Regions from separate parts of the Mus musculus genome. Here region 1 is linked to region 2. The links are chromatin loops, found by intact Hi-C in ENCODE. Cell type or tissue: left cerebral cortex. All regions are shown on one strand. Links, peaks and the distances in the headings refer to the core of each region. The heading gives the core; the rest is flanking DNA.

Region 1 (15,873 bases), core at 4,183-12,182, 48 kb after region 2:
TAAAAGCTGGGGGTTGAACTGTTAATGACGAAAAGCCTCAGACAGCTAAGATTTGCATGGAACTGTGAGCTGCTGAGTCCTTTCCATCCCTGGGAATCAATTCTTTCTATGAATGAACTATACATATTATAGTACAGATGCAAATCTATGCAAATTAGAAAAGACTTGAAGACACTGGCTCACACTTAGCTTACATCTTCATACTCTTCAGGGATCTCTCCCTACTCAGCTCCACAGAGAGGAGACAAGCTCAGAGAGGGACACTGACTTGCTCAAGGTCACACAGGGAAACACTGACCAAGCATTTGCAGGCAGGTTTCAAGCCAGTCCCTTTTCTCATGTGCTCTGCCTGCTGTTCGGTCCTGGCCTGGGGCTGGCACCTCTCTGGACTGGAGAGAGGCTCTGCCACTCTCTAAGTCAGCAGAGCAAGCATGCTGGAGTAGGTTCTATTGGAGTAGGGATACGGTGTCTTCCAGGGAGAGCATGACAATTGGAGACCCAGAATGATGGAGATGTAAAGAAAGCTCAGTCCACCAGCAGGGTAGCCCATGAAGGTCACCCCTTCCTCTGTACAATCAGGTCACCCCTTATCTCCCCTGCTGCAGGGCAGTGAAAAGCAAGCACAGATAGATAGCTGGGGGCAAACCCATAAAGGAAACGGTCATTTTAAGAACATGGCTGGAGCCGGGCGTGGTGGAGCATGCCTTTAATCCCAGCACTTGGGAGGCAGAGGCAGGCGGATTTCTGAGTTCGAGGCCAGCCTGGTCTACAGAGTGAGTTCTAGGATAGCCAGGGCTATACAGAGAAACCCTGTCTCGAAAAACCAAAAAAAAAAACATGGCTGGAAGATGGCTGAGTGGTTAAGAACACTGACTGCTCTTCCAGAGGTCATGAGTTCAATTCCCAGCAACCACATGGTGGCTCACAACCATCTGTAATGGGATCTGACACCCTCTTCTGGTGTGTCTGAAGACAGCTATAGTGTACTCATATAAATAAATCTCAAAATAATAATAATAAGCCGGGTGTGGTGGCGCACGCCTTTAATCCCAGCACTCGGGAGGCAGAGGCAGGTGGATTTCTGAGTTCGAGGCCAGTCTGGTCTACAAAGTGAGTTCCAGGACAGTCAGGGCTATACAGAGAAACCCTGTCTCAAAATAAATAAATAAATAAATAAAATAAAATAAAAATAAAAAAATGTGACCCTGGGGTTGGAGAGGTGGCTCAGCAGTTAAGATTACCAGTTGTTCTTCTAGAGGACCCAGGTTCGATTCCCAGTCCCAACATGGCAGCTCACAGGCATCTGTAATTCCACTTCCATGGGATCTGATGCCCTCTTCTGAGCTTCACAGGCATTAAGCATGCCTGTGAAGTACACACACACACACACATGAATAAAATAAATAGACTCAATAAAAAATTTAAAAATTTAAATTAATAAAACAAGAACGTGGATTTTATTCTGAAGGCGATGGGAAGCTCTAGAAAGGCTTGCTCTGATGTTTAGGATAAGCCAGCATCAGGGGACTCAACTGGGCAATGCGGCCAAGAGTCCCACGATTAAAGTGGGCAAACTGGATACACCATGGCGGTCTCCTTCATCCAGTGGGGAGAGGAACCAAGGCTCATCCTTCCTGCCCCTCTGTCCCCAGGCTGGTGCCCAAACAGAAAGGAATGCTAAGGTCATCTGAGCAGCAGCCAGCCTGGAATCCAGGGCAGAGGCAGCTAGACCTAGTCCTCCAGGGCCCTTTAATCTGCTCTTCTGATTTGTCAAAGAAAGATCCAAGGGCCTTAGGGAACCACAAGTCAAGGATTTCTCAAACATGTATTTAGTACCCACTAGGGCAAAGTATTCTTGCAGGGGAGAAATGCACACCAAAGCTGCATTGTCTTTTGGTTCTGGGGGTTGAGTCTGGGTGGCACAAAAGCTCCAAGGACATATTTTCTGACTCTCAACCTGGGACACACGACTCGCATGGACTTTCTCAGACCCAAGTTTTATTTGTATAAGAGGCCTTTAACAACCAGAGTTCTGGGTGGAGTTGTGCCCTCCACCCAGATCCGCTGAGGTCTTGCTCACCCCCGAGCAACTCAGACGCTGGCCTTAATTGGAAGGAAGGTTGATGAAGATATGGCTGTTAAGGTGAGGTCAGGCTGTGATGTGGCTCAGCTGCTAGGGCACTTGCCTCACATGTACCTGGGTTCAATCCTCAACACTGCATAAAAAAAACATGCAGTGGGGCTGGCGAGATGGCTCAGTGGATAAGAGCACTGTCTGCTCTTCCAGAGGTCCTGAGTTCAATTCCCAGCAACCATCATGGTGGCTCACAACCACCTGTAATGAGACCTGACGCCCTCTTCTGGTGTGTCTGAAGACAGCAACAGTGTACTTACGTATAATGATAAATAAATCTTTGGACGAGAGCAAGCAGGGACTGAGCGAGCGAGCAGAGGTCCTAAATTCAATTCCCAACAACCACATGAAGGCTCACAACCATCCTTACAGCTACAGCGTACTCATACACATTAAATAAATAAATAAATCTTTTTTAAAAAATGCAGTAGAACATACCTGTAACCCCAGTAGGTAGTCAAGATGATCCCTGGCTACATAGTGTTTTTGAGAGCTTTGGCTACATAAGACCCTGTCTCAAGTAAAAAACAAAAAAGAAAAAAAGAAAGAAAGAAAGAAAGAAAGGAAGGAAGGAAGAAAGAAAGAAGAGGAAAGGGAAGGGAAGGGAGAGAAGAGAAGAGAAGAGAAGAGAAGAGAAGAGAAGAGAAGAGAAGAGAAGAGAAGAGAAGAGAAGAGAAGAGAAGAGAAGAGAAGAGATATTCAGGGGTGGAGTGAGGCCTTAACCCAAATATGACTGTCCTCTTCCTATAAAGGGCGGAGACACAGGGTGAAGGGCATGTAGTGTCAGAGGAAAACATTGGATAGAAGTTGCTGAAGACTGAGGGATGCCCAGGCTGCCCGTAAAAGCAGGAAGCATTAAAGAAGACACCTTCAGTTTAATCTCCGAGTCCTCAGAGCTGGGAGGGAAGAAAGTCCAGCCTTGAGTCTGCCTGATAAACTCATCAGATAAAGACACCTGTTGGCAAGCCTGAATACCTGAGTTCGATCCTCAAGTTCCACATGGAGGGAGGCAGAAATAGATTCCTGTAAGTCCTCCTCTGACCTCCACACATGCACCTTTGCCTGTGTGCACCCTTCCCACAATTAAAAAAAATAATAATAATAATTTGGGTTTGTTGTTGTTTTGAGACAAGGTCTCTGTGGGACCTTAGCTGCCCAGGAACTCACTCTGTAGACCAGGCTGGCCTCAAACTCAGAGATCCATCTGCCTCTGCCTCCCAAGGGCTGGGATTAAAGGCGTGCGTAATGCTGCTGCTGCTGCTGCTGCCACCACCACCACCTCGCCTGCCCCCCACTGTATTTGTTTTTTAGAAACACACTTCAGCTTTTGGGCACCTGTCTGTGGTCACAACAGCCCAGGAAGCAAACCATAGCATCAACATAAAATCACTTGTCTCTTGGGTCCCATCTGGTTCCCAACTGGTCATGGGGTCCAGGGGTCTCCCAGAACAGATGCATATAAGTTCCGCTGAGTTCCCGGATCAGGGTGGCGCTCCGATGGACTCTGCCTGGGTCTGGCTGCTCTGCCTTTTCCCTGCCCCTTCCAGTTTTAGCTCCACTCACTGGCTTCCTGTTGTCCTCCCCGCCTGGCCTGATGCTCGCTTGCTCGAATCCCTTCCTGCCCAACACCTGTTCCCGTCTCTTCCTCCCTGGGTGGTGCAGGTGAGAGCAGCTAAGCCCAGTTTCCTTTGTGAGTATGCATTTATCTGTTTTGGCTTTACTGGGGATTGAACCTAGCATCCCTTCATTCTGGGCAACCATTTTACCACTGAGCTATGTCCCCAGTCCAGGCGGCTTCCCTAGCCCTGTCGGATACTCACAATAGTAGTTCTTCCCCCTCCCCCCAGCAGGGTCGCTGGAGGTTGGGAAGTCACAGCCATTCTTTTAAGTGCGCAAACCTTAGGAAGAGCATCCTGTTTCCTCATTGTAGACAGTATCAGTATTTGAGCTTCCCGATGCCCCTGTTGGACTGAGTTACCCACAGGGTATGTATGGTTCCTGTCCATACCTGGACGTCTCATGGAAGGAAAGGGGCTATCCTTGTAGCTGTGTCCAAGCACACAGCAGACATACAAAGAATGCTTGTTGCTTGAGCCACTGAGCAGAGAACAACTGGCTATATAGCCAGGAGGTTTGGGGACATCTTTCATAGACGAGCTTATGTATCCTTCAAGAAGTGAAAATTCCCCGAGAGACGGAAGCAGGGGCTGAGCAGAACTCTGAACCGGCACCCCAACCTCACCCCAGATCCAGCTTCCACCCTCCCTCGTTGCCCCCCACATGTTGTCACCCACGCACACCCCAGACACCGGCTTCCTTTGAGTCACATTTTCCATGGCTAGGTGGGGTTGAGCACGTGGCAGGTGAAAAACTGTCCTCAAGGTGTCTTTTTCCTGCCCAGTTCTCAGCACACCTGCAGGCTTCCAGTCCCTGCCGACTGGATCTATCCACTGCCCCCAACTTCAAAGGCTCAAGGCCAACTGGAGGCCAGAACCCCAGAGGTTACCTAATGTTTCCAATCAATGCAGGACAGTAGAGTCCACCTCTGGACTGTGGGACTTTGGCTAAGCTCCTGCCTCCCTTTCCCATCAGTGAACAGTCCCTAGGACTCACCTGGGCCAGGGAGGGAGGACAGTGGGACACTTGAGGGAGCAGGAAGGAGTCTTGCTGTCATGTGCCCTGTCTGGAGTCAGCAGGCTCCTGTTCTAACCTCCCCAGAAAAGAGCTCACATAACATCTGGGGACAGGCAGGAGCTTCTAGAAGTGAGAAGGATTCTCCTCTCTAGGCCCAGTGCTGTGCCAAGTCCTAAAGGGCCATCAGCAGCATTGATTACAATATTGGCAGGGCAGGCAGTGAGGGGCACTCTGGTGGGGAAAGCACCAGCCTGGGAATTAGACACCTGGATTTGGCTGGCTGCCTCTCTGCATGACATATGCACGGCCTCTCTCTGGAGGTCTCGCTGCCTCTGGTCTACAAGAAGGGCTCCCACTCTTGATGCTCCTCAGGCCTGGGACCGCTGGCTGCTTTGCTGAGAGAGAGAGCAAAGGCTGGGGCAGATTTCCAAGTGGAGTCCGTTTCTAAGTCAATCCCGAAGCCAGGGATGGAATCTCGCCTCTAGGCCAAGGCCAATCCCCTTTGATTTCCTCCCAACGGCTTCTATCCCAGGCCCTTTGATTCCCTGTCAGTCCCATTCATGGCCCATCTCACCAGCCAGGACGTTCCTTCCTCCCCCAGGGCCCCCACACCACCACTACCTCCCCGCTTCTCCTTCTGGAGAAGTAACTTGGTAAGTGGATGAATGGGTGGGTGGACGGGTAAGACGGATAGGAGAATGAAGAAACTGGAGACAAATAGGAATGGAGGGGTAGGGATAGGTGGGTGACTCTGTAGGACAGACGGCGTACCGATGAATGAAGAAGCTGGAGTAAACCCAGCAGCTGGTCATTACTTTGAACACACTACAGCTTCCTTGAAGTCCTGCACCCACTGGGGTTGCCACGGAAACCTCCCCTTGCTTGTATCACTCCGGTCCCCAGCTCCTGAGCATGGATGTGGGTCTAAGATTCCCTCCCCGATTCTACCCATGAGGCCCTGGGGTGAACTGCCCACCAGAGAATCCTACTCCCCTGTTCCACGGAAACAGTTTCCAGCCTCACATGTGGACCCTCTGCATACACGCTCTGGCGCAGGGGGCAGGAGTCTCTGGGTGTCTGGGCTCAGAAGGAATTGCTGGTGGCAACAGGAGTCAAAATGGCGGCTATTCTCCATAGCCCAGGGAGCCAGTGTGCCCAGCCCCTAGCTGCCCTCCCAGATAATATGGATAATTAAGACACTGAAGTTTTTTTGTTCGTTTGTTTTTTGGATTGGGAGTGTGTGTGTGTCTGTTTGTTTGTTTTTGTTGTTGTTGTTTTATGGAGACGGGGTTTCTCTGTGTAGCCTTGGCTGTCCGGAATTCACTCTGTGGACCAGGCTGGCATCAAACTCAGAAATCTGCCTGTCTCTGCCTCCTGAGTGGAGGCGTGTACCACCACTGCCCGGCAAGACACTGAGTTTTAATTTATTTCTTTATTTTGAATTTCTAAGGAATTAATCCCAGGTTTGCACATATTAGGCAAAGACAAAGTTATTTGGTTGTTTGGTTTTGGTTTTGGTTTGACATAGAGTCTCTTTATGTAGTCCTGGCTATCCTCAAATTCACTCTGTAGACCAGGCTGACTTTGAACTCACAGATCTGCCTGCTTCTACCTCTTAAGTGCTGGGAATCTAGGCAGTGCCACCATAGCCTGCATTGTTTAAGAGCTAGGGACAAAACTCAGGACTCTGTTCGGGCAAGCATTGTACCAACGAAGCCACATCACCAGTTCCAGGCATACTTTATAAATAAGAAAAAAATGCATAAAGTATATGCCAGTAATGTAATTCCAGCATTGGGGAGGCTGAGGCAGGAGAGTATCTACTTTGAGACCACCCTCAGCAATAAATAAGGAAGAAAGGACAGATGTGACAGAGAAAAGAGGAGAGAGAAGGGGAAGGGACAGAAGTGTGAAGGAGATGCCTCTTAGAAGTGTTCCACAGTTTAGGTGTCTGTCTCCCTGTTTTACCAAGAGGCTCCTTGAAGAAGGCACTGTCCCTTGGTCATCTGCCCCAGGAAGATACATGGCAGAAGTCAACTCAGTGAATAAAGACATGCATAAGAACTAGGCATGGTAGCACAGGCCTATTGTCCCAGCTACTTAGGAAACTGAGATAGGAGGATCACAAACTCAAGACATGCTTGGGCTGTAAAGTGTGCCCAAGAGAGCCTGACAACTTGGGGAGACCCTACCTCAAAAAGTAAAAAGGGTTGGGAGACAGAGGCAGGCAGATTTCTGAGTTCAAGGCCAGTCTGGTCTACAGAGTGAGTTCCAGGACAGTCAGGGCTACACAGAGAAACCCTGTCTCAAAAACGAAAACAAAAACAAAAAACCAAAAACAACCAACCAACCAAACAAACAAAGGTAAAAAGAGGGCTGGTGCGTGGGGCCTGATGGGTAAAAGCAAGCATGATGACCTCACGGAGAGTCCCAGAACCCACATAAGAAGCTGGATGCAGAGCCTGCAGAGTCCAGGGGCTCCTACTTAGAGATGGGAGCAGAGACAGAGTCACCTGGGAGCTGGTTGGGCAGCTAGCCTACAAAATGAAACAAACAAACGCAGCAGCAGAAATGAGAGTATCAACGCTGGAGCAGGAGAGGTGGCTCAGTGGTTGAGAGCGCTGGATGCTCTTCCAGAGGACACAGGCTTGATTCCCAACACCACATCAGTATCTCCCTTCAACTGCACAGACACCCACCCAGTCAAAACAGCCATAAGTAAACAAAACATTTAAAAACAAGATGATCAATCCTTAAGGTTGTTCTCTAACCTCTACTCATTAGCTATGGTACACACATAACAACAAAATTAATAAGGGATGGAGAGATGGCTTGGCGATTAAGCTGTTCCCAGCACCTAAGACACTCACAGCCACCTTTAACTCCAGCTCCAGGGCATCTGACGCCCTCTTCTGGTATCCACAGGTACTGCATATACTTATGGCATATTTACACAGACAACAGAAATAAAAATGATGAAAATAAATATTTTAAAAGTAATTAGCCGGGCGTGATGGCGCACACCTTTAATCCCAGCACTCGGGAGGCAGAGGCAGGCGGATTTCTGAGTTTGAGGCCAGTCTGGTCTACAGAGTGAGTTCCAGGACAGCCAGGGATACACAGAGAAACCCTGTCTTGAAACAACCCCCCCCTCCAAAAAAAAAAAAAGTAATTAAAAGGCTGGAGACATGGCTCAGCAGTTAGGAGCACTGACTGCTCTTCCAGAGGTCCTGAGTTCAATTCCCAGCAACTACATGGTAGCTCACATCCATCTGTAATGGGATTGAGTGCCCTCTTCTGGTGTGTATGACGACAGCTATAGTGTACTCACATAAATACAATAAATAAATCTTAAAAAAAAAAAAAAGTAATGAAAGTAAAAAGTTGACTGGACCTGGTAGATGCCTTGTATCCCAGCACTGGAGGAGGCATGAGTTCAAGGCCAGCCTGGTCCACATAGTCCAATCAAGGCTACAGAGTGAGTCCCTATCTCAGAAAAATCAAATAGACTGAAGAGATGGTTCAGGGGGTTAGAATACTTTCTGATTCTTCAGAGGACCCAGGTTCAATTTCCAGCACCCACATGGTGGCTCGCAACCATCTGTTAATTCCTGTTCCAGGGGTCTGTTGCCCTCTTCTGGTCTCTGTGGGTAATTTGTACATGTATGTGTACCACCACATGTAAAATAAAATGAATAAATGTAAAAACAAACAAACAAAGAAACAAAAATAAAGGAAAGCTGTGGCTATATGAGGTAGTGCACTGTGGTGGCATGCAAAAATAAATGAATTACCAAAAAGCGCAGATGAATTTGAGTAGATTTTCTCCCATCCCCAACGCCCAGGATGAATACAGGGCCCAGGTAGAAGACATCTGACACATTTTTTTTTTTTTAGTTTGTTCAATGCATCCTGAGAGCTAAGGTTTAAGGCCTGGAGGGTGGGACCCAGGCCAGAGACATGCCCGGGGCCACCCTGAAGCATCGACAGCTGCACATAGCCAACCTGGGTCAACCCTGCAGAAAGCCATGAGGGCTGAGTGCCAGCTGCTTCCGCTTTCTTGCCTCACCAGGAGCCAAAGGAGAAAGGGCATCGCTATCACCCACAGGCCACTTGTCATAGCATAGGCTAGGTTAAGGACAGCTTTTGGTGGCCAGGCAAATGAAGAACTCTGGCACAAGACAGAAGACAGTATCCCAGGACCTTGGTTTTGTTTTTGGGGGTTTTTTGTTTGGTTGGTTGGTTTTGGTTGTAGTTTTTTGGAACAGGGTTTCTCTGTATAGCCCTGGCTTATGCTATCCTGAAACTCCCTCTGTAGATCAGGTTGGCCTTGGACTCACTGAGATCTGCCTGCCTCTGCCTCTTCAGTGCCACCACCATCTGACATTTTTTTTTAAGATTTATTTATTATTATACATAAATTTCACTGTACCTGACATCAGACACACCAGAAAAGGGTGCCAGATCTCATTATGGGTGGTTGTGAGCCACCATGTGGTTGCTGGGATTTGAACTCAGCACCTTTGGAAGAGCAGTCAGTGCCCCTACCCGCTGAGCCATCTCACCAGCCCTGACATTTTTTTTTTTTTATCTTTTTCTTTTTTCCAACATTTTTTTTTAACATTATTTCCTCTGTGTGCAGACATGCGTATATCATGCTGTGTGAAGGTCAGAGGACACTTTACAGGATTCAGGTTTTTTTCTTTGACTATATGGACTCTGGGAATCAAACCTAGGTTCGGGGCCTGTCGGCAAGCACCACGACCTGCTGAAACACATTACGCCCCCGATGACTTTGAGAACACCTCTGAGTTCCCTTTTAGAGGGCAGCAAGAGGCTACAATTATAACCATCACCCCTGGGCTCCTACTGTCTTAGAAGCCATGTCATCCCATTCTCCAGTGGTGGCAATGGAAGCTCAGACAGTCCAAAGAACTTGTCCACAGTCACACACAGCAGAATAGAGTCTGGCACCCAAGTCTTATGGCCATCCTGCAACCGTATGCTGTTCAGCATCCTCTCTAGACCCAAACCCTCCGCAGAATGAATGATCTGGTTCCATCTCAGAAGGTCAAATGGCTCCCCCAGAGCTGCACAGCTGTTGGGGTGGAGAGGGACAGGAAGCAGGATTGCAGTTTGCTATTAACTGGAGCAGGTGACAGGCAGCTTGCATGGTGGCAGCCTCAGGGATTTTTTTTAGCCCCCCCCCCCGTGGGTGGAGCCACCTCTCACCAGGTGCCTCCAGGAATAGCTGCCCAGCCTCAACCACGGGGTTTAGAGATTGAGAACTGGGCAGCGCCCTCAGTATCCTTTCTGCCTCCCTGACTTGTAACTTACAAGCTAATCGTCAGCCAAGTCCCTGGGAGAGTCACACCTTCTCTTCACACTGTCACTGCTCTATCACGGTCCCCTAGGATTGAACAGTATCTGCAGGTAGGTATTATGGGATGTTCGCTTTCACAGGTAAAGAAAGAGCTGAGACTCAGAAAGGAACCAACTTGCCTGTGGCCACAGAACAACTCACACCCTCGGTGCTAGGCCCTGACTCAGGCAGCTCTGAACATGCCTGCCAGCTGAACTGGTTCAGACAGGTCACTTCCTGTGTCTTAGTGTGCTCATCTAGATAAATAGGGATGACAGCATCTACTTCTTCTTGTTCCAGTTCAGCTAAAATGAGTGACATACACTATGTGTGCTTAATGCAGCAGATAGCAACGGCTGGGCCGCAGCTCAGCTGGCAGAGTGTTTGCTGGGCATGCACAAAGCCCTGAGTTCAAGCCCTGGCACTACAAAAATGGCCGTGGTGGGGCACTCACCTGTGAGGCCAGCACTTAGGAGGAGGACACAGGAAGATGGGAAGTTTAAGGTCTTCCTCGACAACATAGGGTGTTCAAGGCCAGCTTGGGCTACATGAGACTTTCTTTGAGTGACATACAAACCAACCAGCGGGTAGAATCAACGGTGTGGGGTTAGTGTTCACTTGCCAGCCATATCCTAGGAGGCCAGAAAACTGTGCCTCCGTGTGACTAAGCGGCCACCGAAGGGACCCTGAACTTCACTTTTTATGTCCCTCCCTCTTTTGCAGACAAGGAAAAGCAGCAGCTAGCTGCTCAGGCCTCCAAAGGTCCTGCAAAGCCGGGAAGGCTGCTCCCCAGTGGGGGAGCTAAGCTGGTAGCACTCTCCGGTCCTTGACAATGCAGGAAGCCCCCGGTGTAGTGATTGCTGGTATTGTCCCACACAATGCTACAGACTGCAACAATACAACAATCACAGAGAGGTTTATTTCCATGGGCTCCACAATCATCCCAGCCCAGGGGAGGGGCCTGGGGGTAGAAGAAGAGGCTCCCAGGCAGGATGCGCAAGCAAACAAGCCTAGAGGACCCGCAGCTGGGGCCCAGGTGCAGGAGAGAGAGTGAGGCAGGAAGCGGGCAGGCCATGCTTTCTTTCCTCTTCTTTCTTATTTGTTTGAAAAGCCACTTTACTTTCTAAATCGGTCATTGTCACCCGTTGGCCCCCACCCCACCTGGGCCAGGGCCTCCGGTGACAAGGGCTCAAGAGGAAGCTCAAGGGGACAGGGCCTCAGCTCAGTGGGATCTGAGGCTTCATCCTCCGCAAGGACCTCATAGGCCACCGCCAAGTGACAAGACTCACTTGGATGTACCTGCCCGAGGAGTCAGCATGAACTGAGTCCTGCAGCTTCAGTTGCCAGGGATGGGCCGGCCAGGGGACTCTATAGACAGGAGGAAGTTGGTAGTGGTTAGGGGTTACAGCTCCTGAGGTCTGTCACCCTGGCAAATCTTGCCGCCTCTCTGACCTCTACTTTCTCACCTGTGCAAATGGAAAGCCTGAGAAAATGTAAGATGATTAAACACAGAGAGAAGCACTGTCATTAGCGGGGATTATTAAGGAAGCCACCAGCCCACAGGCATTTGACAAAGTATTTCATTCAACCAGCATACACAGGACTAGGTAGATGAGAGAGGAGAAGCGAGCTGGGAAGCCCAGCAGGAAGTTCTCACAGCAGCTGGCCCAGGTTTTGCAGGACAGGAAGAGAGCATGATTGAAGACACCGTGAGGGGCCTGGACATTCGTGTGGGAGGTTCAAGGCTTCAACTTTACAAACTTCACCCAGCTGTCCCTCTAAGCTCCAACTACCTTGCTAGCCAGGGGCAGCTGCCAGGAGCCGGGTCTAGGACCTGGAAGTGTTGGTAGCTTTGCTGATGGGGGACAGAAGGAAATTAGCAAAAGTGCCAGACGAAAAAGAGGCCTGTGTACTGATATACTGGATGGATGGATGGATGGATGGATGGATGGATGGATGAATGGACTGATGGGTGGGTAGATGGGTTGGAGGGTGAATGGGTGGGTGAGAAGATGGATAGATGGATGGGTGGATGGGTGAATGGATGGATGGATGGATGAGTGGATGGCTGGGTGGGTGGATGGATGAGTGGATGGCTGTGTGGGTGGATGGATGAGTGGATGGCTGGGTGGGTGGATGGATGGATAGATAGGTGGGTGGGTGGATGCATGGATGGAGGAATGAATGGATGGATGGGTGGATGGCTGGGTGGGTGGATGGATGGATAGGTGGGTGGGTGGATGCATGGATGGAGGAATGAATGGATGGATGGGTGGGTGGGTTAATGGGTTCATGGGTGGATGGATGGGTGACTAGATGGATAGATGAATGAATGGCTGGATGGATGGCTGAGTTGGAGGGTTGATGGAAGGATGGGTGGAAGGATGGATGAGTGGATGGGTGGGTGGATGCATGGATGGAGGAATGGAAGAAGGAATGAGTGGATTGATGGATGCCTCCATAGTGCTGAATTCACAAGTTATCTTCTGTATCATGTGCCACACTTTCTCCTATATCTGTAAACATTTACATGTTCCTGTACATGCAAGGACACGTGTGTATAGGTGTACATGCATGTGCATGGGTGTGCATGTGGAGGAGCCCTGACCACAACCTTGGCTGTCATTCCCCAGGTGCTATCCACCCTGGCTTTCATTTTATGGTTTTATTATTATCGTTGGTGGTGGTGTGTGTTTGAGACAGAGAGAACACGTGCTTGTCTAGGTGCGTGCCACCGCATTTGTGTGAAGATCAAAGGACAACTGGCAGGAGTCAGTTCTCTCCTCCCCTCAGAGGGCTCCAGGGGTTGAAATCTGGTCATCAGGCTTGAGTGGCTTTTGACCCAGGCCCTTCCACTGGCCCCATCTTGGTTTTGGAAAGTCTCCCACTAACATGGAACTCACCAAGGAAACTAGCCTGGCTGGTCAGGGAGCTACAGCCATCTGTCCGTGGTGCACACTATCTTTAATCCTAACCCTGGAGAGGCAAAAGCAGGAAGATCTCTGTGAGCTTGAGGTCAGCCTGGTCTACAGAGTAAGTTCCAGGCTACTCAGGCCCTGTCTCAAAACACAAAGAACACACACGAACACACACACACACACACACACACACACACACACACACACACACAGGTTCTGGGGATTGAACTCAGGTCTTTCACATTTACCAACGATCTATATGGCTCATTTTCCCTTAACCATCTCCACCACCCAGGGCGGTACCTATAGGAATATTATCCCCATCTTACAGATGAGGACACTGAGGTCCAGAGAGTAGCAGGAAGCCATTCAGTCTAGGACACAGAGTTAAGAAACTGCAGATTGGAACTGGAACCCTGGCACCCAGACCACAGGAGCCACGGGTTTAGTCACTGCCATAACTATCCCTCCTTTATGACTGGGACTCAGCACATCTTTTTGGGCCTCCCTTACCTCCATATGAAGATGCTCTTGCCCCTTTCTGACTGCAGCTTGTCATGGGGACAAGACACCGCTGTTTGGGGGTCACTGATACCTGTGACAGTCTTTCCTTACCCCTGTCCCGGTTTCTCCTGGTTAAGGGTGTAAAAGGTATATAGGGTGACCATAATGTCTGCACCTCAGTTATTCTTTTTAAAGTCAGAGAAACATTTGGGGGGGGGGTCCCAGTTCTCTTTTTTTTTTTTTTTTTTTTTTGGTTTTTCGAGACAGGGTTTCTCTGTGTAGCCCTGGCTGTCCTGGAACTCACTTTGTCGACCAGGCTGGCCTTGAACTCAGAAATCCGCCTGCCTCTGCCTCCCGAGTGCTGGGATTAAAGGCGTGCATCACCATGCCCCGCTCAGTTCTCTTCTTTCATCATGTGGGATCCAGGGTTGAACTCAGGTCCTCAAGCTTAGAGGCCAGGGCCTTTACCCACTGGGCCACCTTGCTGGCTCAAGCTACTACCTACATATCTGTTTCCAGACCTTGTGGCTGCCCTTGATTATACCCCATAAGGTGCCTAGAACGTCAGAGAGAGGGAGAGGAGGGTGAGATGGCACAGGGGTGCTCAGGACCCACAGACACTGCCACTGCAGGGGCAAGGACACAGGGGTGCCCTTTGTAAGTAGTGGGCATTTAGAAAGGAGAGAAGGGTAGAGCTGGGTGTGTCCAGTACCCCACATTCTAAATGACATCCACCACAGCTCATTTGTGACCCAGTCGCTTGCCCCTTTCTGGACTCAGTTTCCCCATTACAAATCGGATGCAGTAGCACGCTCACAAATAAAATTGTTTTTTGGGGGGGTATTAGAGACTGAATTTAGAGACAGAAGCCCAGGAGACCCAGAAGGGCTTCTAAACGCATTCCTAGGTCACCCCCTCCCCTTTCTCTGGGGTGATGGTCAGAGATGGAGCTCCTGGGATAGAGCTGAGGGCTTGCAGCAAGTGCTTAGACCTCAGCTGCTCCTTGAAGTTCTAGTCCAGTTCTAGTCTAACTTGGGTCTTTGCCTGTACAATGGGTCTGAAGATAAAATATCCCCTCATTCCCACTCTCCAGATGAGAAGACTGAGTTGCCACAAGGCCTGGGACTGATGGACGTCAGTGTCCCAGTCCTGCTCCCTCTGCCTCACCTTGGGAATCCTGGCTGGCCCCTCACCAGGCCTGGCATGCTGTCTGCTGCTTCTCACCCAGTGACAGCTCGCTCTATTGAGGCTGGCCCCCCAAGCCAGCCTTGGTGACCCTACTTAGGACACCTGACCCTGAACTGTTTTCCAGCCTGTGTTTTTCTTGTTCCTTTGCTCTGTTTTGTTGTTGTTGTTTGTTTGTTTGTTTTTTCGAGACAGGGTTTCTCTGTGTAGCCCTGGCTGTCCTGGAATTCACTTTGTGGACCAGGCTAGCCTCGAACTCAGAAATCTGCCTGCCTCTGCCTCCCGAGTGCTGGGATTAAAGGTGTGCGCCACCACGCCCGGCTTCCTTTGCTCTGTTTTGAGACAGGGTCTTGCTGTATGGTTCCAGGTTGGTCTCACACGTGTGCAATCTCTAGGGTTACAAGCATGTACATTTGGAGCAAGAATTTAATCCTTCTACCTGACAGGTGTCCCCAGCTCCCTCTCAGTTCCTTTCTTTGGGGTGAGCTGGGCTGGCATCCACTCTGAAGCCCCACCCTCTGATCAGAACAGACAGGCCAATCACAAAACCGAATCATTTTCCTTCGCGTGGGTCTGGACATGTGATACAAGTTAGGCCAATCAGAATCCCACGCCCTGGGATTTTCGGCTGGAGCACGTGTTGAAGGCTGAGTCTCCTGAAATGTGAGCGAATGGATTGTTGATTAGTCGTCCCTTCCTGGGATTAGAGCGGAAAGGGGTCTGGTGGAAAAGCCAGGGTCGGAGAGATGGTTCAGTGAGTCCAGGCACTTGCGGCCAAACCCGCTCACGTGAGTTCAAACTCCAGATTTACATGGTCGAAGGAGAGACACCTCTCCTGCAAATTACGCTCTGATCTCCACATGTGCCATAGCGTGTGCAATGTAGTTACTGGGCTCCTGTAAGGAGCGTGGGTGAGCCCCAAACAGCCAGCCACGCAGCGAGAACTCCCACCCAGGCAGGCATCAGGAGACAATCTCTCCTAGCTGCACAGATGGAGTTCCCTGCCCCCTTCAGTTAACTAGTTACCATCTTTGTACTGTAGCCTCTCCAGAGACCGCGCACAGCTTGGGTGGAATTCACTGCAGCTGGAAGGTGGGTAGAGAGGGAGGGTCTAGTGACCAGCAGACCCAGTCTTA
Region 2 (15,873 bases), core at 3,064-11,063:
GGATGTACTATCATCCCATTTCATGCAGAACTAAGATTTGTTTTGTTTTTCTTTTTTTTTTTTTTTTTTTTTTTTTCCCCCAACAAGCTCTTACTGGGCTTCTAATTTGTGCCCCATTCACGAAGCCGTTGACTCGGGAAAGCTGTCTAAAGTAGAGAATGAGAACCCAGACTTAGATTCTACAGGAAGCTGGCTTTCCTAAATACCTTCTCCCACTTCCTTGCTGTGACCTTGATCAACTTATTCAAGGTACACACCTTGCTGATTAGAAAAAAAGATTAGGATGTAATGAAATGGACCGGGGCACCTGGTAGGCACGCCCATAAATGATTACAACAGCAGACTAACTCAGAGGTTTCTGACCTAGGGCTAAAGTGCTTTCAGTTTCTAATGACTAATGGATTGGCTAGATGGTCTAAGCTTTTGTCCGGGCCACCTGAACTGCTCAGCCCTGGGAGTCCTGACAAGCAATTTCCTTGGAATTAGCTTAATAATGCCTCGTAGGTGTGTGATGCATTTCAAAGAAGTTTCCCATCATTATCTTCAGTCCTTGGAGGCAGCTGGGCTCAGAGAGAAGCGGCTTGCTCCACTAAAGCTTTCAATCCCTCCTTGGTCATAACCTCTAAGTGAACAGAAGGCAGACCCCCTCAGAACTGTCACCTGGTACGAATGTGGAAACTGGCTCGCTGGAGGCATAGCCTGTAGCCTGCTGTATTCAGCCGATGCAGGATTGTCATGTTTGACGGGCTCTCTTCAGAGAACACAGCATACCTTAACACACAGTCCAAGATGGATGTCACTAGAGTATTAAATTTAAGGCAAAAGTTTTCTTATGTAGAAACAGGACCTCCAGAGGTGGGGGGCCTGCCATTATTCTGCGAAATTTCATGTGTGATTTCTGAAAGATGGTCATATCTCCCATTGGTTCATCAGAAGAAACCAGACAGGTTAAAAACCATTAATCAGACTGGAAGGACAACTGGCAAGGAGGTTGCTCCCCTCTCCTCCCCTTCTGCCACGACCCTGTTTCACCCCAGAAAGCTCACTATGGTTAATGCACAAAGGGTAATGAAATGTTTGTTATGAAATACAAGTAGCACATGCCAAGGCCGACACAGATGAGATCATATAAATAGGAATCCTGTGACGATGGGGGCCTGATGCAGCCCACCTGGGGAGGAACCATGTTGGGGTGGAGAGATGGGGCATGGGTTGCCACCTTGCCTTTTACCCAACTCCCAGGCCTGCCCCAGAAATGGCCAGTCTAAGGTCCCTTTCCTGCCAACCGCAATACTATACTCATTATTCTCAAACCCCAGGTCAAAGTTTACCAAACATTAAGGGAACTTGAGTTTCCCAGCAAGCCTACACCCTGAAAAGTGGCTGCAGACCTGAGGCAAGACCCTGGGTTTGGTTTTCCTATATACAGGGTCTTCCCGCGTAGCTGACCATCCTGGAACTCACTATACATAGCAATATATATATAGTGAGTTCCAGGTTTCAAACTCAAGAGATTGTGTGCCTCTGCCTCATGAGTGCTGGGATTAAAGTACAAATCACTATACCCCCCACCTCACCCGCAGGGTTCCTTTCTCCAAGTTTGGAAGTCTGGGGGGAAGGCAGACCAGAAAGCATGAAGTTAATGGAGGCAGTTTATTTAAATACGAAATAGTTCATCCCCACACTTGACCCCGAGCCGCCAGGAAGGTTCGCCCAATCATTTGCGGCATCCATCTAAGAGCTGCTGCCAAGTTTCAAGGAATTGAAGAAATAAAAAGATTCGGTCTCAGACTTGCCGGCTGTAGGAGAGGCTCCTGTAATTGAGAGTAGGATCATAGATCCTTGCTTTCAACCTCCAATGTTTTTGGGGATTCCCAACCCCAGCCCTTCCTACTAACCAAGCCACCCTAGCCCTCAGCTTCAGCTGGGAACTTTCTCGTCCCTAAAAGGGTATGCAAATCTGCCCGCCCCAAGCTCCTAGGAGGTGGCGCAAGATGTCATACACAAAGTGTTCAAAAATGGTTTATTATGCAAAATGTTAACTTTTATAAAAAGTTTAATATACATCACATGATTACAGAAAGTCACCTTCCTGTAAAAAAGGTACAAAAGCTATATACTCTATTATAGAGTTCATAATCAGGGCAGCAGAGCTTTTCTCCAAGGAAACCAGAAGAACAGCTCTTATGCTGCCTTGGCAGAGTGCGCAGGGCAGCCACTCGCATCCCCCCACACCCTCTCGACACCCCATTCTCGGAAAAGCCAGTCTTTTAGACTTGAGTCAGGGTGGGGACAGAGTGACGTTGCCCAGCTGCTGACCAGCGTGTGCTAGCTCTTCAGGCCACCCAAGTTCAGTCCTTCTCTCGGGCTCCAGGTCCAGCCTCGAGGCGTTGAGTTCAGGGTAAGTGAAGAGGGCTGGGTTAAGATCGAAGCTCATCCATGCCCTCAGGCTTCCGGCTGGAGAGAGGGTCCCAGAGTCCCAGGGTCCCAAGCGGAACGGGCGCCAGCACCTGCGTTCTGGGCGGGGGAGGAGAGAAGAGCGAGGGAGCCGTCAGTTTCCGCCGAGCGCGCCCAGGCGGAGGATGCCGCAGACTGGCCGGCGCCAGGGAGGAAACTCGGTCTCTACCTCCAGCTGATAACTCCGCTCCCCACACTGCCTCCACCCAGTTGGCGCCAAAGGACCACAGGCGGAGTCACCACTCCCCCTCCCGCTTAGAAATAACACTAGTGGAAAGGGGGGAGGGCTTCCTTTACTCCAAGGCTCATTTGGTGCGACCCGCGCGCCCACTTGCCCTGGGCTCTGGCCACCCGGGATGAGAAGGGACAGCGTGTCTAAGGAATGCACGTGATATTGACATAGGTTCTGTCGTTTATTCTAACTGATTATAGATAAGGCTTTTGCCTTTCAGTGGCTTGGCTTTTTCCCTAAACCGACTGAACCCTAAGCCTTACAATGTTCTGTCAAAGGCAGGATTTCCCATGCAAGCCTCCCTCCTCGCCCGCGCCAGGAGAAAGCTTACCGGGAGGTGCCAGGACGACCGGGTCAGTGGCAAAAGCTCCTCTTGTCCTTGGAGATCACAAGTTCCGGAGTGAGCTCAGCTGTCTGTGAAAGAAGGTTAGGAGACGAGTTAGCCAAGGGACTCGGGGACGCGATAGGGAAGACCCGCAGCATCCCTGCCCGCACGCTCAGAGCAGCCTGGTCTGGCTCCCTCTCGCACCTGGATCGGGAGATGCGGACCGTCCGGGGGTCCAGGCGCCGGCTCTGCCAGGACCACCTGAAGGTCGAGGATGTAGTCTATGACACGCTGCAGGATTTCCACCTGGCTAAGCTGAGTGCCTCGCGGGACTCCCGGCACCAGTTCCCGCAGGCGCGAGTAGCAGTGGTTCATGTCGTCCAAGAGGCTAAGAGGCTCCTCGGTCGACGGGCTCTTACCGCGGCCTCGCGCAATGGCCAGGCTACGTTCCGACAGGCAGCACACCGCCTCGTAGCAGCCGCGCACCGGGCTCAGCGCCTTCATGTTGGAGAGTAGAGATAGAGAGGGAGGAAAAGAGACACCTAAAGCAGCAAACAGTGCGCGCACGCCTGCAGCGGCCGACTCTTATAGAGTCCTCTCTAGGACACACCCCCTTATTCAAAACAGACCGCCAAGGGTCCACCCCCGCCCGCCCTGGGCACCGCCTCCCCGGTCCTGGGCGTTCACAGTGGGTTTAAATTGCTAACAGGCTTCCTTAGGCTGGTCTGACGCCGAGGACAGCGGAGCCTCGGATGCGAGGAATGAGGAAGCGCTGATACCGAGGAGAGGCGGGGCTCTTGAGCCAGCACAGATTTGAAAAAAAAAAAAAAATCACTTAAAACCATTAACTTTTAAGAATATGCCTTTTCTGGAGGCGCCCAAGTTCTCTGAGGTCCCCTCCCCCCAATACTGGTTCGAACCCACAGCTCTGAGGTCATAAATCCCTTGAACAACTAAAGATCTCTCTCTCCTCTCTCTCTCAAGAATTTTCAAGGGAAACTTGTAAGGAATTAGTGCCGCCTTGTTCCCCAATTTGCTGCTCGTCTGACCTCCAGACTCACTGGCGTCAGGAATTATCTTGTGACCAGAGGGGGAAAAAATTAATTGCGGTGAAGCTGAGGTTACAATGAAGAAAACAGATTTGGGCTAGGCGCTGAGATTGCAGAAGAAGGAGGGAAAGGGAGGTCTAAGCAGAGAACACTATTTATTTGAGCACCAGGGGAAAGAGGATAAGAGCAGTCTGGACCCAGTCCTTTTCCACGGAGAAAGAAAAAGCATGGACCGTTTCCACCGAGAACTCCTTTAGGAACTAAATGTATGCCCGGTTGTGCTTTGGAAGTGAATTTGATTAGGATTTTGGACAAGGTTTCAAATATGGGGGTGCTTGCTGCATAAACCCTTTTAGAAGGTCCCCTCCACGGGCATACATAGAACCAAATGGGTCAGCTGTCTAGCGTTTGCTTCCTCGTTCTGCACAGCCTCCCTCCCTTTGCACACTTTGCACACTCTGTAGAAAACAATAACAATTTCATCGCCGCGTTGTCTGTCCCTTTCTGTTGTGGAAGGGCAGCCACCTGGACATGATTATTCCTCGTCCTGCTGAAGTAGCCCCAGCCACCCATCTGAGAGAGCAGGAGAGCAGCCAGCAGGCAGGCAATCCCATATTGCAAAAGGACAGTGCACTCTATTCTTTGCCTGGCTCTGCTTCCCAGACCCCGAAGCCTCAGCAGTTCCAAAATTCTGGTTTCCATCTTGGGAGAGAACAGGTGGGGTTTTGCAGCCACGAGATTGCTTTCTTAATCAATCAGCCTGGTAAATATTTATGGAGTTGCTTCACATGAAACAGAGGCTCCTGCTCTCAAGAATCTCACAATGTCTGGGGACAAGATTAACACAGGAAACAATTAAGTGTTCAGTAGTGTGTGGCACTGATCAACAGGACAATGGGACCTCTGAGCTGGGACAGTTCCAATAATTGGAAGGACATCGGTCTAGGGAGCCAAAGCCCTGGGTTCAATCCGGACAGCTCTGCTATTTACTGGTTATCGACACATAATCTTGAGCAAACCCAGATACCACGGCTTTGATCAGCTGTATGAGGAGACAGACAGAGAGAAAGGGCACTGAGGGATTGTTATAAATACTTTCTGACTCAGAACACCAGATGCTTGTGTGACAGTTGGACAAGGAGTGTGGACCAGCACAGGGCCGGGGACAGGGCATATAAAACGAGTCCTGTATCACATCACAGGTAAGCCAGTCTCGGAGCCTCATTCTTTTCCATCATACCACAGGCCCCTGTGTCCCAAGAAAGAAGTCTCTGAAAAGTTTTCTCCTGGGAATATTCAAGTTCTCAAGGACAGCTATTTCGGTAGAAGACAGAAGAAGGTCTAACCTGAGAAAGCACAAGGCAGTCTCTATGCTGAAGAAGTTAAATGCCAGCTATTTGGTCACGGGAAGAGAAATCTCCTCCGTGGCTGTGTGGACTCCCGAAAACTGAACAGAGGAGCCTTTCTTTGGCTCTCGTGAAGACTTCTGTATGTGTGTGCAAAACAGTCAAGTCAGGAGCGTCTAGAAAAAATCATGGCCTTCAGTGCCTGGCAGACCTATGTTCAAAACTTAACTTGTTTTATTTCACTAACGGTGTGAATTTGGAATAAATTATTCTCTGAGCCTCAATTTTCAGGCCTGTTAAGTGGAGCTAATGAAAATGACCTCGTTTATTTATTTACCTTACATTTATCTATCTATCTATCTATCTATCTATTTTTGAGACAGTGTTTCTCTATGTAACCCTGGCTGTCCTGGAACTCTCTGTGTAGACCAGGCTGGCCTCGAACTCTGAGATGATCTGCCTCCCTAGTGCTGGTAATAAAGGATCCACCACTACACCTGGCTCTGACCTAATTTATCTTTAAAAAAAAAAAAAAAAAAGCCTTTGCTCCCAGCACTCAGAAGGCAGAAGACAGCTTGAGTTCCTGGCCAGCCTGGTCTACATAGTGAGTTTCAGGACAGCCAGGGGATGACTAGTGAGACCCTGTCTCAAAAAAGGAAAGAATTTTAAACACCTCTTCTGTGAGAAGGGCACACTCCCTGGTCTGCATTAGTTCATCATGGGGCCAGATGTGCGGTAGGTGCTTCGCCCACCCAGGTCCGCTCTCTCTTCTCCAGTCCTCCACTACAGCCTCTGTTGCCTCGGGGTTGGATAGGAGATTCTCTGGTTTTACAATTTGCAAAGTACCTTCACAGCATTTATTATTTCCTCATGATGCTCCCAGGCTGAAATGGCCATAGGCTGTGTGGAGATAGGTCAGAAGGGGTTATCAAGCCGCATTCAGTCCTTTCCACGCCAATAACTTACCTTTGGACACAAATCCTTTTTTCCAGAACCTTACTTTGGGGGAGGGGGAGGGGAGGAGTAAATGGCCTTTAAGGGTCTTTTCTGACCTAAGAGTCTAAGTCTGAAAGGAGTGGGTTTTAGTCGGGTTGGGATCAGTGAATAGAGTTTAAACCCCAAAGACTCTCTCTTGCCTGCACAGCAGACTGGTCGGCTCGCCCCGGCCTTCTGCAACTTGTTTAGTGGTGGCGGGGCCTCAGCCTCTTACTCCAAACGCCTCTGAACTTTCTGTTCCCAGTTCTGCTCCTTTTACCAGCATTTTCCCCCCTCTTGCATTTTTTATTTTTATGAAAGGATGTCATTAAGGCTTTTGTCTGCGCTGTTTTTGTTTCAGAACTTTTCCCACAATCCTATTTTTTGTTGAGGAATCCGCTCCTTTGCCCAGCTGTGGGTCCGGGTCCCACAGCTGTGTTGATCTAAGACTCAGCCCCAGACAGCCTGGCGCCAGGGTGGGACGTCATGCGTTCACACAGGGATGCGTGTCCCAGGCAACCTTTCCTCGGGCAGTCACCGGCCGGCGACTGCCTCTCCCACCAATGAGCGCCGGACACCCGAGATAGGGGCGGGGCCTGCGCCACCCCAGCCGGCGAGCGGCTTGTGAATAGCAGATGCTGAGACCTTGATAACGTCCCCTGAATTGGGGCCCTTTAAAGCCCCCCTTTCTCTTTTAGTTCTTTTGTTTCTCTCTTTTCTTTCCACCTTCCTCCTTTCTATCTGAACACAGATAACTTTTCTTTTTCCTTTTCCCCTCTTTTAACTATCTCCTCCTAGTGTCAGGAATCATTTTGTAAGCATTTCCAGGAACTGCATCTTCCTCTGCCAAAATTATAAAAGGGGGAGAAAAAAAGCCAATGTTGTGCTTTCTGATTTTTTTTTTTTTTGAGCTGGCAGAACTGTAAGCTATTACTGTTTCGGCTTTAGAAATTTAAGACGTGGTGGTAGTGGGGTCTCTCCGCTGTGAATTTCAAAGTCAATGTCATGATGATGAGGATTGCAGATGTCTTGCTTAAACTGGGCTTCTGTCAACCTAGCTGGTTATCTTTCCTCCATGTGTAGACGCAGGGATCCAGGTGACCTGCCGTCATTGTCCAAGGTCATGTCGAATGTCTATGGCTGCCCTGTGGCCGAGATCCAGCCCTTCTGCTCCCCTGACTCCCTGACCGCTCTGGCCCTAGTTCTCATAAATGTTAATGCTCTATGTGGGTTCAAGGTTCACAGAAGCTGTATTTAAAAAAAAAAAAAAGTGTGAGTGACCTATGTGTATATAAGTGTGGTCACACATATGCCACAATGTGTACATGCCACAGAATATTCGAGAACATCATAGTACAACTTTTGGAAATCGAGATGTTTCCTTCGACTCTGGGTCCAGGGATCAAATGCAGACCTTCAGGGCTCCAGGGCGAGCACCTTTATACTGAGCCATCTTGCCAGCCCATGCGTTTTCTGACATCTACCCATTTTTTTCAGAGAGCGGCCTTTGAGATGTTCTGGAAGCTCTCCAACTGTACCTGGAAACCTGTCCCTGCTCCCCTCAGCAAATTTGAATCCCAAAGTACAACCCAAGAACCAAAGGATTCAAGGAAGGCACACGAGATCCTGGCGTTGGCCCGACTATCCACCCTCACTGATAACCTTGTCTCACCTCAGTTACTCCTTACTTATTAGCTCCGTAGAATTGGGAAGAAAATTGTATTTACCACCTGACAGCTGAGAGGACCAGAGGGGACAGAAGATGGGAAGTGGAAACCTTTCTGTAATATGATGTGTTCGGTGGGATTTAGGGTGCCCTGGAAGTTAGTCTTCCTCTGGAAGTAGTTGCCAGAAATGTAGGCATTACTAAGAAAGACAGTATAAGGAACAATGAGGGAATGGAGGGACCTAAGTTCTTAATAGAGGTGGAGATTGGAGGGGGGGGGGGTGTTAAGTGGCCTCTTAAACACTTCAGACACACTCAGAGCTGTCACTACCTCACTGCTGAGTCCTGCTTGCCAAGGACTGTTTACCTAATCTTTGTTGGTTTTTTGTTTGTTTGTTTGGTGGGTTGGTTGGTTGGTTTTGTTTTTACAGCGCTGGGGATGGAACTCCTGGCCTTGTGAGTGAGAGGCAAGCCCCTCACAACGCTCAACCTTAGCCCCAGCCCTGCATTCTCTCTGCGACTGTTTGTTCTGAGACAGAGTCTCACAGTGTAGCCTAAGTGGTCCTCAAACTTTAAAATTCTCTCACCTCAGCCGCTCACTGCTGAGATTACAAATGTGCTCCACCATGTCTGGCTTTATTGACTCATTTTCTGGACGAATAGAGAGAGGCTCTAAAAGGCGAGTGTGCTTGTGTGCAGGCCTCATAGCTACTAGGTGATAAACCCAAGGTGTCCATCCTGTCTGCAAAGCATTCATCCTTCTGTGTGTATTCATTTTCTTCCACCTTTCCAAAGGTACTCTTGGGAATTATTGTTATTGCATGTATTCATGTATGTGTATTCGTGCATGTATGGTGAATGTGTGGTGGTCTCTTCCTCCACTGTGTGACTCCAGTGGAACCAAGCCCGGGTCCTCAGGCTTGGTGACGAGCAACTTTGCTTGATGAGCCATTTCACCAGCCCCTGAGAAGGTCGTGTTCCCCCAGATAGAGAAAAGCCAATTGGACCCATTAGGTAGGGTGACAGATAAGGTGTATTTATGTAGGTGCTTGGGACAGAACTCAAGAGCCTTGCACACATATACACCCCAAATCTCCACCACTATTACCATTCCATCCATCCTTCCAGGGAGACACTTCTTCAGAAGTTACACAGTGACTGCTGTTAAATTTAGGGGTCAGTTTTGGAGCTGACTGCCTTCTTCATCTTTTGGCCACACTGAGTCAGGCAATACCACCCTAAAGTTAACCCCTTACTCTTACTTCACCAAACAATGAGTCATGGGATGCCCCAGGGCTGTCTCTGCTTCTGCCATCGGGTAAGCCAGAAGGAGGTATTTTCTGAGCATCAACCCCATGTGAGATATTTGTTTTGTTGAGGGGAAGCTGTAGGTGTTTTTGAGTTGGACTCTAACTCTGTAGCCCAGTGTGGCCTTGCATTCATCGGTGTCCCTTATAAGTACTGGCAGCTTGAAATCTTTCAGGCCAGGGCCAGGTGGCCGATACTTAACAGTCTCAGCACTCAGGAGGCAGAGGCAGGAGGATGTTTGACAAGGGAGTGTAGTGAAACCCTTCCAGGGATAAAGGCGCTTGCTGAGCAAACCGGGTGAGGCAAGTTCAATCTGTAACACACGTCAAGCTGCAATAAGAAAATTAATTCTACAAAGTCGCCCTCTGAATGCCACACTCGTGCCGTGACATGTATATCCTTATATATATCACATATGCACATGCCAACAGAAAAGAAATCTTAATACAGCATGCTTCACTAACTCGAGGGTCTTGCTCAGAGGCCAAACCTGTCTTCTCTGTATTGTTCCAACTTTAGTATCTGTGCTACCAAATCGAACACACACACATACACACACACACACACACATGAGAACACACATACACACACATGGAACACACACACATGGGAACACACACATGGGAATTCACACACATGGGACACACACACATGGGAACACACACATGGGAATTCACACACATGGGAATGCACATACACACACATGGAACACACACACATGGGAACACACATACACACACATGGAACACACACACATGGGAATTCACACACATGGGAATACACATACACATGTGAACACACACATGTGAACACACATGTGAATACACACATGGGAATTCACACACATGGGAATACACATACACATGTGAACACACATGTGAACACACATGGGAATTCACACATATGGGAATACACATATACACACATGGGAACACACGCACACACATGTGAAAACACACACACACACACACACACACAAATGACAACTGAGTTCAATTCAGTCCCAGCAATCACCAGCAGCTTTGGGATACACCACCACTTAGAGACAGGACTTGTTTTCATTCTGGTGTTCTTTTGAGTCAGGCCTTTCTGTGCGCCGCTCCCTCCCCAACCCCCGGCTGGCTTGGAACTCATATGTAGACCAGCCTAGCCTATAACTTGTGGAGATCCTCCTGCCTCTGCTCCCTGAGTGCTGAGATTGTATGTATACACCACCAGGTCCTGGCCTGTGGGGTTAAATTGGAAATGCGGGGCCTGGGAGGTGGGGGTTGGGCAGAGAGAATATAGTATGGCAGTGGAGTGGCCGTGGGGTTTGATGCGCGCTGTAGTTAAAATAAAAATATAAACATTCAAATTCAGGTTGTCCTTTGGCTCTGTCACTTCCAGCCCTAAGGCTCCCTGCTGAGGATAGCTGAGTTTGGGAATTCAGGAAAGGTCCCAGAAGGAAGGTGAGGTCCAGAGTCCACAGCAAGGAAGGACAGAGACAAAGAAGACCTTGAAGAGCAGTGTCCACCCTGCCCAGACATTGTCCTGCTTTGGCCTGAGGCCCAGCACCAGTTCAAAAGCTGCCAGGGGAAGGAGATGGGAGGGGAGGGAGGAATGGGCCTGGTGACAGGGTTAACCCTGCCAGAGAGGAAAGAGACCCCCCAACCCCTAACCCTCCCCCTCCTCCCCCTAGCCCCTAATCCAGCTCTGCAGAGGGCTGGAAAGACTGGGGTGCCAAAAGGCAGAGGCTGAGCCACAGCTCACAGGGAGCCTCCTGCAGGCCACAGTGCTCCAGGATAATAGTGCGCCACCAAGCTGACTTCTGTGTTGAAGGCTTCTGCTGAGTGCCAGCCATGAGCTGACAGCTCATTTGTTTCTCCATGTTTTATGAGACAGAGTCTTGCTATGTAGTCCAGGCTGTCCTTAAGTTTTCCATCTTTCTGCTCCAGCCTTGTAAGTGCTCTGATTATAGGCCGTGTCCCTCCAAACCTAACTGAGCAGACAGTTTACACAGATCAGCATGGATCAATCCTCACATTGACTGAGGCTCCGAGAGGTGAGGGAACCGCACAGCTGTCTGTCAGGAGTCCAAACGGTGAGGGTTGCGAAGATATGCTGTGGGCATGGAATTCTAAAGGAAGCCCCCTTTGAAGCCTCACAGAACGTTTGGGGTCAAGCATTCTCTGGTGTGAGACCTCCTGAGTGTTAGTTGTGTGTCTGGGCTTCAGGGGAAGATTGCACGCAAGCCGGATTAGATGCAAGATGCTGATTGAGAGAGGAATGCTTGTCCAGCACACAAGCGACCCGTAGCGCTATCCCCAGCACCATAAAAACCTAACAAATTAATGGCGCCCAGCCCTCTGCAGAGCTGCAGCCCCAGCCTGGGGGCAGACTTCTATGTGCCCAGCCCAATGTGAGTCGTCTTCTTGCAGTCTCTTGGCCAACGGCACTCTGGTAGCCTTTTCCTCCATTCCCTCCCCACTGCCACCCTCCCTGAGCGCAAACCGCACCCAGGCTGTTCCTACAACCTATAGCCCTAGCACACCTTCATGGGCAGTCCCAACTTGGCCTGTACCACGCGACCGGGCTGTCCCTACCGCCCTGGCCCACCTTCCCGGGCACCCTAGCTCGGCCTGCACCCCGGCAGCCCCCACCCCAGTGTTGGCGCGCAGCTGCGGGACACACAATCGCCCGCGCCTCCTCCCCGCCCCCCGCGCAGCCCCTCGTTCAACAAAAGCCGCTTTCTTTTCCCACAACAGATTAAAGACCAGGAGGGGGTGAAAAATAGCTTCTCCAGCCAGTGGCGGGGGAGGGGCGCGGGAAAAGCTGGGGCTTTGGGGACGCTTTGATGGCGAATGTGTGGGAAACCCGGAGGAATGTGGCTGCTCCGACGGCCACAGCGGGGCCAGGCGCCGCCAGCAGGGTCCGCCCCCGGGGACCTGGGACCCGCGCCCGGCCCCGCGCGCCTGGGTCTCCTGCCAGCGCTCTCTCCATCGTCCGCCCCTTTTCTCAAACTCTGACTTTTCCATCTTCCCTTCTACTTTCTCTTCTGGTTCTCTCATCTCTAGATTCCCTCATTCCTGGCCCCAATTCGTCGCTCTCCCCAGGCCTTTTCCCGAGTCTGCACATCCATTTTTGTTTTCCCTCCCTCTTTGTCCCGGACATTCTTTCTGAGCCTTTGTTTCCGCGCCTCTATTTCAGTGGCGCCTTCTCAGCCTCTGCCTGTGGTTTCCTGGGTTCGGGGGTTTGATGGATTCAGCGTGTCTCTGTTGCGGTTTCTCCTGCTTCATTGGCCAGGGCTGGGAAGAGGGCACAGAGGGAGGTGGGTGGTTGTTTCAACACCTCCTCACCATGAGTGAGAGCAGATCGGGGCAGAGCTGGAAAGGCTAGGACAACCTCGGGAAAGACACTTAGGGAGACCAAGCCTGCTACGTCGAGAGAGAAACAGAGCAGAGGGCCCTTGAAGACCTCCAAGGCTTTATCTCTGGCTGTGTTTAAGTCTCTGAAAGGAATTCCTGGGCCAGCACCGGATGGTGACTTTAGGACCCTGGTGGGAAGTGGGTTGTGCCCTTCACTAGTCCTTAAGCAGAAGAAAGGGGGACTGGCTCAAGACAAGGACTTCTAGGTGGTTGAGGGCAGAAACATTTCCAGTAAAGAACTGATGTCCCCAAGGAATCTCAGCCCGGAATTCTGCAAACAGAACTCCCAGGACTGCCAGCGTAGCAGAGCCCTTGGTAAAGCCGCCCCCCTCCCTGGGCATCAGTCTCCACACTTGCAATATGGGATATGGGATGCTTGCTTAGATCGGGGGCACTCAGCTTTTTATTTTACACACATATCCCAAGAGTCAATAGATAGCAAATGTGTTGTTATATTAATCTGTTTTCTCATTTTGTCTGTATGAAAGACAGGCATTCCGTTTGGGCTCCGATTAACACGACCCATTATCACTCTTAGCTGGTCTAATCTAAAGGGCAAGTCCACTCCAGCTAGACACCCGGGCTAGTAACCTGGGCAGCAAGGCTCCACGGGACAAGATAGGCTTTGGAGTCAGGCAGCTTAGGCTTGAAACTGGAATCTGTGACCTCGGCCAGGTCACCCTCTCCCTTGGATTTCCTTCTCTGTAAAGAAAAGATAGTCACAACATCCACCCCACGGGAGTGTGGTGAGCCTAGTGCCAGATACAAGCACTCAAGGCAACAGACATTAAAATGTAAGAAATACGGTGGGCTGCTGGCGGCTGGCAAGGTGGCTTCCAGGACTCATGTGGTGGAGGAAGAGAAAAGATTCCTAAAGATTGTCCTCTGACCTCTACAAGTGCACAGGAAACATCCCCTGTCCACATATGAACCACAAATGTGAGCCACATATGTAACTTCACATTGCCCAGTAGATACATTTAAAAAACATACAGGGGGCGGGGGGGGGGGGGCGGCTGTCCTCCAATGAAGAGAATTTGCAGAAGGTCCCGTTTTCAGTTCTTAGCAAATCAAAGATTAATAAGGGATTTTTGTTGTCGTTTAAAGAGGACATCATGGCAGGGTGACACAAGCTTGTAATCCTAACACATGGGAGGTAGAGGCAGGGGGATCAAAAATTCAGGTGTTCAAGGTCAGCCTGGGCTACATGGGACCCTTGTTTCAAGAACACAAAAATAAATGAATAGATAAATGGATAAATAATATAAGGAAGCATGAAATTGGCTTTAATTATCATCTGAGCTTATTATTCCAAAACATAATTGATATAAAAACTAATTTTTTTACACTATTTTTCACAGTAAGTCGTTAAGATGCAGTGAGCATGTCTCAGTTTGGAACAACCACATTTCAGGGGCTGAATGGCCAGCTAGGACCCTGGCTACTGAATGGACAACACTGGTGGACATTAAGAATCACTGGGCCTTGAGGATGGCTGGTATCTTGACACACGAAGAGAAGGAAGCTGGATACAGGATGATGTGAGGGCGACTTCATGAGACAGAATGGACAGGGGCCAAGGGGAGAACTGACTAGCCAAGACTGGGTAGGTAGATGGGGGTGGGGCATCTGGAGAACTTTGGGAGCCAGGCTTAAGGGCATCTAAACAGATAAAGAAAAGGGGTCCCAACAGGTTGGGGTGACTGTCTAGATGGACTGCACTTTATTGGGGATGTAACTCAGCTCTTGCCTAGCATGCATGGGACCTTGGGTTTAATCCTCAACAGTGGAAAAAGGAAGCAGAGAGTGAGGACAAAGAGAGGGAAGGAGTGGAATGGGAGAGGGGGGAGGAGGACAGGGAGGAGGGCAAGAGAGGAGGGCAAGTGAGGAGGGAGGGCAGGAGGAAGAAGGGCAGGGAGGGGGAGGAGGGAGGGGAAGATAGAGAGCTGCTTTATTCAGGGAGGGAAGCGACTAAGTACTCTGGGTACTTTAACTCTGATCTCATTGGAGCCTCTCCTGGGGCTGGAGCTGAGTCTCACCTAGGCCTGCTGGAATCCCGGGTTTAGGACTTAAAACTGGGGGAGGTCAGCCTGGGCTACATGGGACCCTTGTTTCAAGAACACAAAAATAAATGAATAGATAAATGGATAAATAATATAAGGAAGAATTTTATTCTTTTGATAAAGAATCAAAAGAAAAGAAAAGCTTATTAGTATTAGCTGCCCATTTTAAACAGCTCCTATAATCAGATACCATCCTAAACTCTTTGTATTAGTTTCCTCAGCAAACTCTCACACATTGCTCAACAGAATATACTAAAACAAACAAAACATGGGCAAGGGGCTGGAAATGGCTCAGGGGCCAAGGGTGCTCACTGCTCTCCCAGAGGACATGGTTCTATTCCCAGCATCCGCAGGAGACAACTTACAACTACCTGTGACTGCAGTTCCTGCACACATGTGGCACACAAACACACGTTTTGAAAAGGCTGACAGTGCTTGTTTTTAAGGTAAACCCAAGTGTACTATGTGACTGAGCAAGCTCCTCCCAGCTATGGGATACCCGGAGAAACAAAAGCACGTCCACTCGAGGACGTGTAAGGACGCTCATGGCCACAGTTCCATAACCACCGAGAAGCAGAAATGACTCAAATGTTCATAATGAATGACTACATCACCCAAATATGATAGAGTCACACAATGGAATATTATTCAGCCATTAAAAACGACTGAAACATGCAGCTTCATGGACGGACCTCCAAAACGGTGCTAAGTAAAACAGAACTCTCAAGGTCACATAATGTATGGTTCCACTTATGTGAAATTTCCATAAAAGGCTAATCTAGAGAGACACAGAGTAGATTCGTGGTTGTCTGGGGCTGGGGGGCGAGGCAGTTATGGGAGATGGGGGGGGGGTGAATCCTAATGGGAACCGGGTTTGTGGGAGATGAGGAAATATTCTCAAACTGATGTAGACACAGTTGCTCTACTCTGTAAATATGCAAAAAATTTACTGTGTACTTAAAGCGGATGCGAAAAAAATTGCCATGTACTTAAAGCAGATGAATCTTATGTAAATTACAGCTCAATAAAACTCGTAGGAAATAAAAGC

The links. A loop is a pair of places that touch in the nucleus more often than their neighbours do. Peaks named below come from ENCODE experiments on the same cell type or tissue, not always from the same donor. Only the 100,000 strongest peaks of a DNase experiment are listed, where the experiment ranks them.
Region 1: a loop joins it to region 2, with 2.2 times the contacts of the local background. A loop is called at or near these places in 5 of 42 quality-filtered maps.

What each region holds. Positions count from the first base shown.
Region 1 is chr4:136,084,486-136,100,358 of GRCm38, reverse strand. No RefSeq gene overlaps it. Among named protein-coding and RNA genes, the nearest start is that of Rpl11, 39 kb to the right of the region's middle. In left cerebral cortex, for the core only: a CTCF peak has its summit at 7,673 (motif pointing left); DNase peaks (open chromatin) are centred at 5,287 and 5,553; H3K27ac peaks cover 206 bases.
Region 2 is chr4:136,131,524-136,147,396 of GRCm38, reverse strand. Id3 (inhibitor of DNA binding 3) reads right to left here and starts at 3,575. Exons shown (of 3, transcript NM_008321.2): 1 at 3,219-3,575; 2 at 3,021-3,103; 3 at 2,005-2,517. The coding sequence starts at 3,518. The coding sequence ends at 3,044. It overlaps Gm42329 (predicted gene, 42329), which reads left to right and starts at 5,179. Exons shown (of 2, transcript NR_168524.1): 1 at 5,179-5,265; 2 at 7,882-8,802. In left cerebral cortex, for the core only: a CTCF peak has its summit at 6,995; DNase peaks (open chromatin) are centred at 3,634, 4,988 and 6,898; H3K4me3 peaks cover 2,479 bases; H3K27ac peaks cover 4,874 bases.